3 separate regions of the Homo sapiens genome follow, and regions 1 and 2 are each linked to region 3. The links are chromatin loops, found by intact Hi-C in ENCODE. Cell type or tissue: heart left ventricle. All regions are shown on one strand.

Evidence for each region. A loop is a pair of places that touch in the nucleus more often than their neighbours do. Peaks named below come from ENCODE experiments on the same cell type or tissue, not always from the same donor. Only the 100,000 strongest peaks of a DNase experiment are listed, where the experiment ranks them.
Region 1: a loop joins it to region 3, with 6 times the contacts of the local background. A loop is called at or near these places in 9 of 110 quality-filtered maps.
Region 2: a loop joins it to region 3, with 2.8 times the contacts of the local background. A loop is called at or near these places in 9 of 110 quality-filtered maps.

What each region holds. Positions count from the first base shown.
Region 1 is chr7:121,084,649-121,089,648 of GRCh38, reverse strand. All of the region lies in intron 5 of CPED1 (cadherin like and PC-esterase domain containing 1), which reads right to left. Among named protein-coding and RNA genes, the nearest start is that of CPED1, 98 kb to the right of the region's middle. In heart left ventricle, no CTCF peak of the experiment used is centred here; no DNase peak of the experiment used is centred here; H3K27ac peaks cover 2,959 bases.
Region 2 is chr7:121,072,999-121,077,998 of GRCh38, reverse strand. The region is part of intron 5 of CPED1 (cadherin like and PC-esterase domain containing 1); the gene reads right to left. Among named protein-coding and RNA genes, the nearest start is that of CPED1, 87 kb to the right of the region's middle. In heart left ventricle, no CTCF peak of the experiment used is centred here; no DNase peak of the experiment used is centred here.
Region 3 is chr7:120,855,702-120,860,701 of GRCh38, reverse strand. TSPAN12 (tetraspanin 12) reads left to right here and starts at 2,558. Exons shown (of 8, transcript NM_012338.4): 1 at 2,558-2,882; 2 at 3,869-4,004. The coding sequence starts at 3,939. It overlaps LOC124901733 (a long non-coding RNA gene), which reads right to left and starts at 3,867. Exons shown (of 2, transcript XR_007060491.1): 1 at 3,494-3,867. RefSeq lists silencers at 2,904-3,203, 3,396-3,615. In heart left ventricle, CTCF peaks have their summits at 2,818 and 3,017; DNase peaks (open chromatin) are centred at 2,591, 2,961, 3,491 and 3,861; H3K4me3 peaks cover 3,223 bases; H3K27ac peaks cover 3,018 bases.

The DNA of each region.
Region 1 (5,000 bases), 230 kb before region 3:
GCAGTAACTATCAGATATCATTGAAATAATTTAAGTCAGAATAATAACTTACTAGAACCCTATAACAGTGATTCCAAATTATGTATGTATATATATGAAAGTCAATTCTAATTTAAATGTAACACACAAACACTAGGGGTCATGGCTCCTATTTAAATGAAACCATGTGTTAATATATCTTTTACTTAATGGCAACTTCACAGGCAAATTTAACCTTCAATTTTTACCTGGTATTTTTGGTATAATAAAATGTACACAATATTCCTGTTAATTTACCTCTATTTCTATGTTATTTAAAAGTAAACATATGTGAACCAAGTACATATTTAAAATATCAAGATTTTTATAATATCTGACTCCCAAAAGGAGGTAAGAATATAGACCTTGGAGAGGCAAGAGCCAATGGCCACAATGAAATCTAATGAGGGTTAGAGCTCCAAATGCCAGAAACAAGTCAAAAACATGGAAATATGTCAGAAAAGATGTTCTGATAGGATTACTAAACCATTTTGCCTTGAGGTTCTTTCCCTCCAGTTGCTCAGTGATATGATTAGAACCTGAGGGGTTCAGGTTTGGCTGAGTGACATATAACACAAGAGTTCACTCCTCATAGATGAGGACCCAAGGGCCTGAGTCAGAAGCCAGGCAGAACCTGAGAAGAGTTTCTGAAATGGTGTCTCAATTCTCAGCCTTAGCTAGTTATCCCCATCATTAGCCAGGTACATCTATCTTATATCTTGCATATGAGTAAAGAATTATCCAATTAATTTGAGCCAAGAGGGGAAGGGCCTTCCTATCTGAAGTGCTAAATAATTGCTGGTCTTTAAAGATGTTAATGAGATTATTACACTTTCAATTTTTTTTTTTTTTTTTTTTTTTTTTTTTGCCAATTTTTGCCTAGATTTTAACTTTTGAAGTTAACCTGTTTCTTTTGCAGGGAGAATTTAAGCCAGGACGTTACATTCAAATGACTACTTTTCTTTTTTTTTTGAGAAGCAGTCTCGCACCGTCGCCCAGGCTGGAGTGCAGTGGGACAATCTCGGCTCACTGCAACCTCTGCCTCCCGGATTCATGCGATTCTCCTGCCTCAGCCTCCCGAGTAGCTGGAATTACAGGCGCACACCATCACACCCAACTAATTTTTTGTATTTTTAGTAGATATGGGGTGTCACTATGTTGGTCAGACTGGTCTTGAACTCTTGACATCGTGATCTGCCCACCTCAGCCTCCCAAAGTGCTGGGATTACAGGCGTGAGCCACTGCGCCCGGCCTCAAATGACTATTTCTGTAAGGATATTCTTCCAAGTTTTCTGTAATCATCTCTTATCATTTGTGCTGGCAAGATGCTTTTACCATATATATGAATATACATACGTATGAATTATTTTTCACAAATTTAACATACGCTAACCCAGGCTTTAGAGTTTTGACATCAGCATCTTGTTTCAATTAACACCACTTGTTTGCATGGCCCTGTATAACAATCCTAGACTTGAACTTCCTGTTTTAAACTGCTAAATAAATGCCTAAGAATAGGTGAATGATGGATAAGAAGTCATTTATATCTTGCTATTTCTTATCAAATATATTAAGTATCTTAGAGAAAATAATTTTGTAGCACTCAATGTCACATTCATTTTCAATATATTAGGGAAGTATAGTCCTAGCTTTAAAAATCTTGTGAGCTTGGGCCAGGCATGGTGGTTCATGCCTGTAATCCCAGCACTTTAGGAGGCTGAAGCAGGTGGATCACGAGGTCAGGAGTTCAAGATCAGCCTGGCCAAGATGGTGAAACCCTGTCTCTACTAAAAATTAAAAAACATTAGCCAGGCATGGTGGTGGGCGTCTGTAATCCCAGCTACTCAGGAGGCTGAGGCAGAGAATTGCTTGAACCCGGGAGGCAGAGGTTGCAGTGAGTCAAGATCATGCCACTGCATTCCAGCCTGGGCAACTGAGAAAGACTCTGCCAAAAAAAAAAAAACAGGAAAGAAAAGAAAAAGAAAGAATCCTTGAGCTTGAACTCTTTGTCATATTTTGGCTGTGCAGACCCAGATAGTGGAAGCTGAATAAAAGCTTGAATTGTAAGTAGTAGAGATAATTCAAGTTAGCTTTAAGTTAAAATGGGAAATTATTGGATAACAGTAAAAAAAATGTCAAAATACAGATACCCCTCTTCCTTCCCTCTCTAAGAAAGAGGGATACAGGCTAATTTGGGAACCAAGTCTTTATTATGTTGTTTGAAGTAATGGGAAATAATAAACTGATTTATTAATCTATATCAGTTTGTTGGAGAGAGAAGAGTGGACAAAGAGACCAATGAAGAGAGATGTTGGGCAGGATAGTGTTTTAGTGAGCTAGAGGGAGTTACTTAGTAGGAGAAGAGGGTTATAAAAACTGAATTTGGCAAAAAATTTATTGTGTATTGAGGATGGCTAATTCCCCCTTTGCTGCCTTTTTGTTTGCCTCCCCCAACCAAAGAAAAAAAACTATATTAAAATTTCCAACTCCTATTCAAGACTTTGGGAATCAGATCTGTTGTTATTGGGTGGAGAGGGGATTGAGTGTTTTAATTTGTTTATTTATTTACTTAATACAATGTAATGCTCAGCTTTCTCTCTAAGGGGTCATTTCTACCTAGGTCCCCTGCTATGCCTGGCTCAAGCCCTCATGGCTGGGGTTAGGTTCCCTTGCCCAAGTTTGCCTCTGAGGTCAGCCAGTGAAGAGTGATGGTCATTGGTAGCAGAGCAAAATCAGATTTAGAGCAAAAGTGCATGAATTTTCCATTAGGAGAGAGGGTAAACTCAAGAATGTTCATTCAATTTCATGGATCTGGAGTGAAAAGTGGCAAAAGTTCATGGCCACCCTTATCCATCAAATGATTTGCAATTCAGGTTTTCAGCACTGTGCTTCAAAACCACTCACCTTGTTTCCAACTTGCAGTGACTGCCACTATCTTGGAGAATGTTGGCATTTACTCAGCATTTCCTTCTATCCCTTGAATCTAGCTTTTCCAACCCAAATCACTTAAAAAATTTGCAGTATCTACCAGTCCCAGGAGTCTGAGTTGACATTTGGGCACATGTTTCTCACTAGTGCCCAAATGATTTTCAAAATCAACATAAGACTCAAATTTTTTTGTTTTCTTTCCAGTTTGTATACTTTCCCTCATGAGCCATATTCTACATAATTGAGGGCTTTTTATCGACAAATGGCTTAAAATGTTGTTTCAATGGCTTTTAAACAACAAAATACCTTATTAAAATCTTTCCATTAGGTAAGGTTTCCTTAATTAAAACTCTGAGTACACCTGGCACATTTCTCATTTTGCTCTTGGCACAACAAATGTGTAGATTTACCAATAAATCACGTAATTGGAAAAATTTAGATATCATTTTGTGGGTGGTATCTTTGCTTTTTATAGCCTGCTACAAATACAGTTGAAAGTTCTTTCCCTTAAATGACACAAAACTGTTCTAAAATTGGCTGCTGGGCTGACCTACACGGGACTGAGGGAAGGAATGTAGAAACAGAAACATTACAAAATACTGAACTGAAGAAGACAGATTAAGCATAACCTTTCTACTCAACCATGTCATCTTCCTCCCTTTCTTCTCAATTCTGTATTTAGATTCAAAGTAAACCTTCCTGCTTCTGCAATATTTGGATCACAATGGTATAAATAGTTACGGCTTTATATGTGAAGGTTGAATTCAGCTCTGTATCCAAACTCTGTTCGGGAGAAATATTTCAGGCTCAGTCGGGACATTGTTAAAACCCAGGGGTACTAAACACACCATGACAACCCCCCAAATAGGAAATGGTAGAAAATACATCTATTTTTTGTTGTTGTTCTTTTAAACCCTATCGTCAATGAGAGATGACAAGATGCTATTCGGTTATTATTTATCAGTATAGTGCAGTTTTAGTGTGAAACTAATCCATGTTCAATAAGGAGTCCACTGTGTCTGGCCTTGACTGGCAGAACTATGCATGAGGTTTAATAGTAAGGAATCTCTCCTAAAGAAAAAAGAGGTAGATGGCAAGAGAAGCCCAAGGATACCAGGATGACAAAAAAGAAAGGCACTTTTTTGTATGCTGTTCTTGTATTCCACAGGCTCCACTTCCACTCCAGGGTTTAGGTCAAAAGCTAAAACAATACTAAAACATTTTTTTCAAGTTATCTGTGAGATGTTGAGACTATAATATTACATACAATAGAAAAAAATAATAAAGAAGGATTTTGCCTACTGAACTGAAAAAATCCAATTTATTTTTTACTTATTCAGGCTTTGGAAAACTAAAGGGATGACAGGCCCTGGGCAGGACAATGACTAGTACAGTGGGATGTACACCAGCAGTTTGTTTCAGCAGCAGCAGGAGGAGAAGCAGGTACTGCATGAATCTCTGTCCCTGACCCTGGACATGGCACCTCAGCACAGACACAGGCAGCTGCAGCAGCAGGACCGATGCCACATGGAGCCCAGGGGCAGAGTGCCTTTGGTGGGCATGAGCAGTGGTGTACATCAGCAGCAGATGGCCATGGGGGACTCCAGCAGAAGTGGAGTAAACGGTGAATATAGCTGTAACAAGTATGAGAGGATTGTACTTATGAATACATAGGAAGTGATCTCTGAGACAAAGGGAGCATTTGGGGCCGTCACTACGATGAGCAATGCTACTGAAATTTAATGGATAAAGGCCACAAATAGATTTGTGCCTTATGCAAGATAGATCTGGTATTTCTTTGGAATGCACTGGTAAGGTATAAAGTCTAACATCTGTTTAAATGGTTAGGCATTCATTCTCATACCACAACAGCTGCTACGATGCTGAGTATCACCCTGTGCAACAACACATTGTCCCCTGTCCCACATAACTTTTGAATGTCTCAATGGATATTGATGTGGATGAAAAGCCAGTTGGTAATTATTTGAACCTAGAGCTTGATGTGGTTTTGCATATAAACTCAGTTTTACTCATTTTAATCAGTTTTATTACAT
Region 2 (5,000 bases), 220 kb before region 3:
CAAATCATAAAGTACTGAACAACAGAGTATAAAAAGAAAAAACTAACCGAGCAAGGTAAATTCTAATTACTTCTGAGGATACTCTAAGCCTGAAAGTGAGGTGTAAAAAACACTTTAAAAATAATAATTTGATTATATAAAAATTTTAAACGTATGTGAGCCTAGAAATACCATAAATAAAGGTAAAAGACAAGTATATATTTACATTTAAAAAAATTAGTATGTTTGTAAATATGTAAGTGTATCTATTTTAAAACAAAGCATATTGTTAATATACATTTTAAATACATATTGTATAAATGGAAAAATATATAAAATATATTAATACATATATATATAATGTATGCATTATTGAGCCTACTTTCCTTTCTATTATTTTTAACTCAACAATATGGTTGGAACATTTTTGTAACATTAAATGTAGATATCCATTATTTATGTCTTCAGTTTCCCACCAATAAATGTGCAATAATTTGTTCACACTTGAATTATGTAGCATTCTAGTATGTAAAAATTGCACATGAATGGGAAAGGTATGTAATTTCACTAAATTCATTTTTTGCTTTCTTTTTGCTTATCTGTATTTTCTATTCTTTTCATATGAATGTCTTACTGTTTAATAAAGACATAATAAAAGCAAAAGCTAAAAGGAATGAAAAAATGCATGTCCAGTCATTTTTAAAATTTGACTTCCATTTTCATTAACTTCCTTCTCATGGATGGCTAGAAACCTAAAAAGGATACAGGAAAGAAAAAGAAGAACATGTCTACTAAGTTTCATTTTTGATAAATAGAGAGAATCACAAAAAAGTGGGGGTAGAAAATATACCCACCACCACTGATTGCTGTTAATCTACTCTAGAGTTCCTTATCTGGAGTCATTATTTTCAGACTGAACTCTCCCAAGTTTCATGGGGGATGGAGTGGTGTCAAGCAGGAGTCTCCAGGGGCCACCAGGAGGAAGAAAATAAAGGGCAAAGAGGAGGATACAGGGCAGAGGATCCTACCCTTTATCACAGTCATTCTATTTCTTTCTTGGTTATATGGGACTCCTGAGTATTTTTTTTTAAAGTTTAGAGCTTTAAAAAAATCCACCAATATCCACTGCAATCTAGATCAATGTTCTTTCTTTCTGATTTAGGTTTTTCTGGCCATATATCATACACCCTCACTTTTTTCTTTACAAGATCCGTGGAGAAGAAAAGCTAAAGCCCGATAGTCAGCAAGAAATAGCAGATTTATTCCCTTTTCCCTGAATACAGAACCATTAGGATGAAGACACTTCCCAGAGAGCTAATCTATAAGAAGTACTAAAACATTGCTGGATAAGAAGAGAGAGAAAACTCTCACCATTGTCTTCCTATTCCATCCTCTGGCAGTCAGCACTTAGCTTCTCCTCAAATGAAAGGTGAACGAATACTAAAAGACTTGGGTTGAAATGTACAAAACTATGAGTCAGCCTGAAAAAATTACTTGTTCATCTCCAGACCACATGCATAAGGATCAACCAACCACATAAGAAAGGGTCAAACCTGTCCTTTTAGATAGCAGTAACAGTCTCTCAGCTGCAATGGTAACCACCCAGAAATTGATCCTATATTATGAAAGCTGTTACTATCTTTCTACCTAGTTTATGGACAATATTAAAACTAGTTCTCTAGTTCTTTCACACATGTAGAAAGCTTATTATTTAAAATGGTTAATTATGTCTCGCAGGAGTGGGGAATTATATTTTTGATTTATCCTACCCTTATTATTTGCCCCATAGCATCAGCTCAATATCGAGCTCATAATGCATACATAGAGAAATCAGTCCAGGCATTGCCAAAACTCTCTGATAATTGGCAGTGTTCCCCTTCCTTAATTCTGGCCCCCATGGTTAGCATGTTTCATTCAAAATTATTAGAGTGACTATTATATATTAGGGACTATGACCATGTACTGAATTTGAAAAGTGAAAAAATAATGTCCCACCCTCAGGGCGTCTCAGTCCTTGTGGGGGAGACAAACACATACAAATACAGCTGACTCTTGAACAACATGGGTTTGAACTGCATGGGTTCACTAATATGTAGATTGTTTTTTCAATAAATATATTGGGAAAAATTTTGGAAATTTGCAACGATTTTTTAAAAAGCTCAAAGTTGAACCACACAGCCAAGTAATATTTTAAAAATTAAGAAAAAGATATGCCATGAAAATGTAAAATATATGTAGATTTCAGCCTATTTCATCACTTACTATCATGCAATGTACATAAATCTTACAAAAAGTTAAAATTTATTGATGGGTGGATCACGTGAGGTCAGGAGTTCGAGACCAGCCTGACCAATATGGTGAAACCCTACCTCTACTAAAAATAACAAAAATTAGCCGGGCATGGCAGCACATGCCTGTAATCCCAGCTACTCAGGAGGCTGAGGCAGGAGAACTACTTGAACCTGGGAGGAGAAAGTTGCAGCAAGATCGCGCCACTGCACTCCAGCCTGGGTGACAGAACAAGACTCTGCCTCAAAAAAAATAAATAAAAACTTATACACATGAACATATTGAGACCATGCATGGCACTGTAGAGAGAAAGGTAAACAAATGTAAAAATGCAGTATTAAATCATAACAGCATAAAATTAACGGTAGTATACACCATACTACTATAATAATTTTGTAGCCATCTCCTGTTGCTATCGCAGTGAGCACAAGTATTTCCAGTGTTTGCTTAAAATGACTTGTGATGCTAATCATTTTCTCCTGAGCAATTTGTCAGACCAGTAAACTGTGTATTGCAGTAAAAACTAAAAAAAATAAAATAAAACCTCCTGTTGTTCTTGTGTATTTTTCATCTTGTTTAATGCCATGCTGTAACCTTGAATAACACCGTAGGACTCATACAAAGTACCTCTAGTAATGCTGAAAATGCTCCCAAGAAGGAGACAAATCCACAACATCACAGGAAAATGCTGAATGCCTTGATGTGTACCACAGATTGAGGTCTGTAGCTGCAGTTGCCCACCATTTTAAAATAAATGAATCCAGCATATGGACCATGGTAAACAAAAGAAAATAAAATTCATAAAGCCATCACTGCAGCTACACAAGCAGGTGTGAAAACATTGCATTTTTTGTGAAACACCTTTTTATCTTGTATTGAAAATGCAGCTTTTATGTGAGTGGAGGATTGCTAAAAGAAAGGCATGCCTACAGGCTCTAATGTGATTCAAGAGAAAGCAAAGTCATTATATGACAACTTAAAGCAAAAGAAAGGTAAAGGATCTAAAGGTGAGATTTTAATGCTAGCAAAGGATGGCTTAATAATTTCAAAAAGACGTTTGGCTTAAAAAATGTCAGGGTAACAGGAGAAGCATTTTCTGCCAACTAAGAGGCAGCAGACGAGTTCCCAGACACCATTAAGAAAATCATTGAGGAGAAAGGATATCTGCCTGAACAGGTTTTTAATGCAGATGAAGGTGCCCTCAAAAAAAAAAAAAAAAAACACAAAGGAAATTTATTAGTAAGGAAGTGAAGTGAGCACTAGGATTTAAGGTAGGGAGGAGTAGGCTAACTCAACTCTTTTGTGAAAGCGCAGTTGGGTTTAGGATCAGGTCTGTCCTTATAAAGCTTCTAACCCCTGAGCCTTGATGGGCAAAGATAAATGCCAGCTGCCAGTCTTTTGGCTATACAACAAGGCCTGGACAAGAGCCCCTTTTCTGGATTGGTTCCATCAATGCTTTGTTCCTGAAGTCAGGAAATACTTTGCCAGTAAGAGACTGCTTTTAAAGTTCTTTTCACATTGGACAATGACCCTGATCACACAGAACCCCATGAGCTCTACACTTTGAAGGCATCAAAGTGGTCTACTTGCCCTCAAACACAATGTCTCTAATTCAGCCTCTAAATCAGGGGGTAATAGGATCTTTAAGGCTCATTATACACAGTACTCTTTGGAAAGGATTGTCAGAGCTATGGAAGAGAGCTCCAACAGAGAGAACATCATGAAAATCTGGAAGGATTACACCACTGAAGATGCCACTGTTGCTATAGAAAAAGCCATGAAAACCATCAGCCCAAAAGAATAAATTCCTGCTGGAGAAAACTGTGTCCCAATGTTGTGCATGGCTTTACATGATTAATGAGAGAGCCAGTCAAGGAAATTGTGAAATAATTTGTGGATTTGGCAAAAAAAAAAAAAAAAAAATGGGAAGAGGTGAAGGGTTTCAAGATATGGATCTTGGAGAAATTCAAGAGCAAATAGACACCACACCAGAGGAATTAACAAAAGATAACTTGAAGTATTCATGATTTCATGGAGATGAGTCCTTCCAAACAAGTACCAGATCATGAAGAAGATGAAGAAGAAGCAGTGCCAGAAAACAAGTTGACATTAGACAACCTGGAAGAAGGGTTCGCATTACACAATACGGCTTTTGACCTCTTTTACAACTGAACCCTTCTACGATATGGGCACTGAAGCTAAAGTAAACTGTAGAAGAAGGACTGGTGTTATGTAGAAACATTTTTAGAGAAATGAAAAAGCAAAAAAGTCAGACAGAAATTATGATATACTTTGTAAAGCTTCACTGAGTATGCCTGCCTCTGCCTCCTTTTCCACTTCCTCCACCAGCTCTGCCTATGCCTCCCCGAGGCAGCAGAACCAAACCCTCCTCTTTTTCCATCTCCTCAATCTACTCAGCATGAAGATGATGAGGATGAAGACCTTCATGATGATCCACTTCCACTTAATAAACAGTGAATGTATTTTCTCTTCCTTATGGTTTTCTTAATAACATATTGTTTTCTCTAGCTTATTTTATTATAAAAATACAGTATATAATACATACAGCATACAAAGTATGTGTTAATTGACTGTTTATTTTATCAGTATGGCTTCAGTCATCAGTAGGCCATTAGTAGTTAAGTTCTGGGGGAGTCAAAAGTTATGGGCAAGTCTTCAAGTGCACGAGGTGTCAGTGCTTCTAACACTTGCACTGTTCAAGGGTCAACTGT
Region 3 (5,000 bases):
GGATAGTTTTGCCTTTTCTTGGAGGGTAAGAACTTGTCTTAGTATCTTCAGCATGAGGCACAGTAGATACCACCACTGAAATGATACTTATTGGAGAACACCTGGCCACAGAATTGGGTTCCTGACTAATGGGTAGTAAATAGACCATACAATTTTCCTAATATGTTATTACATATTCAAATTTTTATGTGCATATTATGATATTTCTATCCTCCTTTTGTTCACACACACAAAAAAACAGATCTCACAGAGAAAAATATAGAACCCTCAGAATGACAGCTGCGATGTGAAGTCTTACTGTGCTTCCACAATTCTGGGAAAGAGAAGAATTGGAGAGGGAGGGAAGAACAGCTGCCTTCAAGTAGTTGAAGGGCTGTCATATGGGAGGAAGGCTTGCTCATGCCATGGACTCCAAGGGCGGAACTAAGGTTGAAGGGTAGAAGTTAAAAGGTGGTATGGTCAAGTTTAAGCAATAAAAACTGCCCATTACTGCAATGTCTCAAATGTGGTGAGGTCTCCTCTACTGAAATGTTGATTCACTGTCTCTGATGACCATTTATCAGGAATATTAGAGCAGTAACTACAGCTCTGTTTTCTTCTTAACTTGTAAAATGGGGATAATAATCCCAATTTATCGACTCACAGGAGAGGGATTTGATCCAACGAAATCTAAAGAGACCCTTTTGCTAGTTTTTAGGCAGCTGTAAAGCCCTCGTTGCAGGGTTTTCAAATTTTGCTGCAAACTAGAATTACCTTGGGAGCTTGGAAAACCCTGTGTGTCTAGGCCTCACCTGCAGAGACTCCGATTTAAGTGGTATCAGGCATGCCAGAGAATTAGGGTTGTTTCAAAGCTCTCCAAGTGATTCTCGTGTACAACAATTTCGAGAACCATTAAACTAGAGTACTAAGAGCCATTATTCTGGATTTTACTTTGGAATCTAGGTTGGACTACAGATGTGACGTTGAGCAACTACTTTATCTTGGATCTGTATTTCTTGTTTACCAGGAAGAAGAGGACATGCATACTTCTAAAGTAACTTCCTCTAGTATTTTATTACTTTAAGGCAGTTGACCCTTAAAGGTATACGAATTAAGGAAAGGGCACTTAACTACCTTCTAGGAGTAGAAGAGGATCTCTGCTTTGACACATGGGAATTGTTGGCACTCTTTTTCTCAGTTTTAATAGCAGTCATGGACTCCTTTCAATGCGGGGATGTTTATACCTCTCCGGGGAATGTATGGCACCAACAGCATTTGGATGGCTGGTTGTTTCAGCAGTCCTTTGCTTAAAATAGGCATGCACCCTAATTTGAGAAGAAACTGGCAGAGGATAAAAGTGGGTTTCTTTGCTCTTCCCCAGTATTCTAGAAGCTGCTTCATTATCAGAGTTGGAGTCATCTGATGGATAACTGGACATGTTTCTTGGTGTTTTTTTTGTGTATGGCTATACTTCTTTATACTCTTTTGGGTTGCTGTCTTACATACTGCTTAGTGACTTGCTTACCAATAATTTTCCTAGCCTAACCCAGGACAACCATGTTGTCTTTTGGTCTTGACTTTTCCATATGAGACTGCATGTCTTATTGTCACTCCAGTCATGCAGCAACTAACTCTAGACAGGCAGTCATGGACATAGGATTCCATTTTTTTTTTTTTTTTTTTTTCTGCAAGGAAATCCAAGGACTCCAGTTATTAGGTCAAAGATGTTGCTCGTATTCCAGGTAATTCATATTTGCTGGTGAAGTTTTATTTGCCATGCAGTGCCCACAAAAGTAATCCTAGAAATGAGCAGTACTGTGAGGCATAGCACAACACATCCACATTTTATGTGGAGGATATGATCCAGTGGCATTTTATTTAGTGTGAAACTTCTGTCTTCTAAAAGGGAAGATTCTTTTGGAAGGATGGTCTCCTGCTGTGTAATACTTCATGAATTTCTAGTTTAAAAAAATTAGATTTTCCAAAGATCCACTACTATGTACACATTTCAAAATAAATCACCCAGTTAACTCAAAACAATCTTATCGTGAGAAATTTTGGAAAGCTTGAGTTACTTCTAAGAGTTAAAAATGTTCTTTCCTCCTCTTCTGCATGTCAGACTGCACATGATTACTCTGATGTTTCCGTAAATGCTATTAGTGCACTATGAAAGTGGGAAAGAACTTAAAAAAAAAAAAATCCGGGAGGGCAACAAAGCAATAAGAAGGATCATAGGGCACCATGTTAATAACAAATCACAGGAGGTGGCTCCATAAAGGTTGTGAAAACTAGTTTCTCATTGCAGGAATTGGGTTGGGCCACCCCTTCACCCCCCTTCTCAAACACAAATATTATCATATAATAAAAGCCTGCTTCTCTATGCTTATAACCCAGCCTCCATTCCTTCGACGCCACCATTTTAAAGGGATTTACTGCACGGACTTCTCCCAAGTTCCTAGGCATTATCTTCTGGACCCTATCCTGCAGAGGTGAAGCGTCCCTTTGGGGACTCTCGCTGGGTGAGAGGGACAAGAAACACCCACTAGGACCCAACCCCGGCAGCCAGCGGCTCGAGCATGCGCTGAGAGTTTGTGCAGCTGGCCCTGGCTGCCGCCGCTGCCTCGTCCGGACTCGGAGAGGACTTGGGAGGGACAGCGGCGCTGGGAGGTGGCTTAGCAGAGACTTTCCAGCAACTGCTGCCCAGGACTTTTTTTTTTTTTTTTCTTTTTCCCAGGAGGCGGCGACGGCGGCGGCGGGGGGAGAGGAAGAGAAAGAAGCGTCTCCAGCTGAAGCCAATGCAGCCCTCCGGCTCTCCGCGAAGAAGTTCCCTGCCCCGATGAGCCCCCGCCGTGCGTCCCCGACTATCCCCAGGCGGGCGTGGGGCACCGGGCCCAGCGCCGACGGTAAGTGGCCACGCGTCTGTCGCCTTTCCTGCCCGCTGTCCCGCCAGCCCGCCGGCGGCTGCCCTCCGCGCTGTGTGCTAAACTACTTAAGGGCTGGCTCTGGGGCTCCCTGCCGCCGGCGCTTCCCCTCGCGCCCTGCCGGGGGCGCGCGGACGCGATGGCTGGGTCGGTGGCCGCGCTCGCTTTGTGCTCCGCGGGCGGCTTTGAGCGAGGGGTCGCGGGAGCGTCCCGGGCGGGGGAAGCGGGGTTTGAATGACTAACCCGGCGTCTGCACAGCTGCATCGGCCCTAATTCCCCGGCGCCCCCCGCCCCCCGCCCACTGTCCCAGGCTAATCCATCATTCTGGGGCCGAAAACATCATTTCTCACGTTCTCCCAGAGAAACCCTAGTAGCCGGGCGGAATCTCAACTCCGCGCTGCCCCCTCGCCCCCGCCCCCGCCCCCGCCCCGCCGCCCCAGTCCCTTGCATTCACACCCGAGCTGCGGGACGGGGTAGAGGGGTGCGGAGTTGGAGTGCCCAGGAACTGTCCTAACTAGAAGGGCGCTCATTCTCTCGGGCTTGCCGGTGGCGCCTCTGACGTGTCCGGGGTAGGGGGCAGTGTGGTTTCTCACCTTCAGGACAGTGCCGAGCACAGCTGTCCTCGAGGAGGGGCGTGGAGTGAGGGAGGTTTTCAAGAGCGTCTCATCAGAATGCACAGGGCTCCGCCGCGTGTCCCCTGAGAACGCGAGTTTACTGTGCGACTTCATTCATCCGGATAGTTGCTCTTTTCTTTTCCCAGCAGGTGTTATCTGAAGCCGGTTTGGAACTTTTGGGAGTTTAGTTACCATTATGATTTTAACAAATGATTTTTGATGAGGCGATGTCTCGAATGCACTGGGCCTCGGGACCCTCTGGACCCTGCTGAGGGCGGGTGGAGGAGGGACGGGCAGGCTGTGGGAAGCGTGATGGTGAGATGTCCCGTGTTCTCTCTCCCCCGCCCCCTGCAGATCGCTGCCGTTTTGCCCTTGGGAGTAGGATGTGGTGAAAGGATGGGGCTTCTCCCTTACGGGGCTCACAATGGCCAGAGAAGATTCCGTGAAGTGTCTGCGCTGCCTGCTCTACGCCCTCAATCTGCTCTTTTGGGTAAGTAAGTTTCACTGCACCAACAGGTGGGAACGGCTGGCTCTGGTTTTCTGCAGCCACCGGATAATGCGCCAAAGGGCATGGCTAAGCATTAATTAATTACATGGGATAACACCCTTTATTTTTCAGAGAAGTAAAATTTGACCTTCTTAAAATGCCTTTGATCTAGCTCAAGTTCCATTTGTAATTAGAACAAAGAAATCCACCCCTGGATACTACTGGCAGTAAAATTAGACTTGAAGTTAATCTAGGGATATAAATAAATGCACGTGCTTCTACTCATAGATAAGAAAATTATGACATACTACTTAGGGAACTGCTTGTTTGCGGGAATTTTAGATAATTGTGCAAGCCATAAATTGTTTCTTTACATCTCTGTCGCCTGTAAAATCTAGTTGGGCCAAGTCTTAATATATTTTTTGTGGGCGGGGACGAGGGGGAGGTGGTGGTGGAATTCACACCCAGATAACCTATCACAGAAAGGCTGAGTAGATTTGTCTAGGGGATTCCATACGGTCTGAAGGGTGATTTTTATGTAACTAATTCTAAGTTGGCAAAGTTTAAGGAATTGTGTGTATGCTTTTGGAAAATCCCATAACCATTTAAGGAAATAAAATACATAAAATGTAACAAGCTCATGGAAATCTTTATGCCCTATGAGTTAATGACTTTTTATGCTTTAAATCTTAATAAAGTATGATTAATAATCGTATTATTACTTATAAAACTTAGGAAAATGTAACAATTTAAACAGTAAATGTTGCTTCAGGAGGCTGCCATTCTTAAGCAAATTGTTCTTTCCATTTTTTTGTGTTCTATTAATAATTTTATTCAAAATTTTCTGTTACAAATTTTATTGTGCAATTTATTTATGTGGCTGACTGGCTGGCGTGCTGACTGGCTGGCATTGCCCAGCCTTTTTTTCATAGGGCTATTACATGTGGTCTCTAGAAGATGACATTTAGGTTGAACTGCACCTTATAGATGGCCCCATTT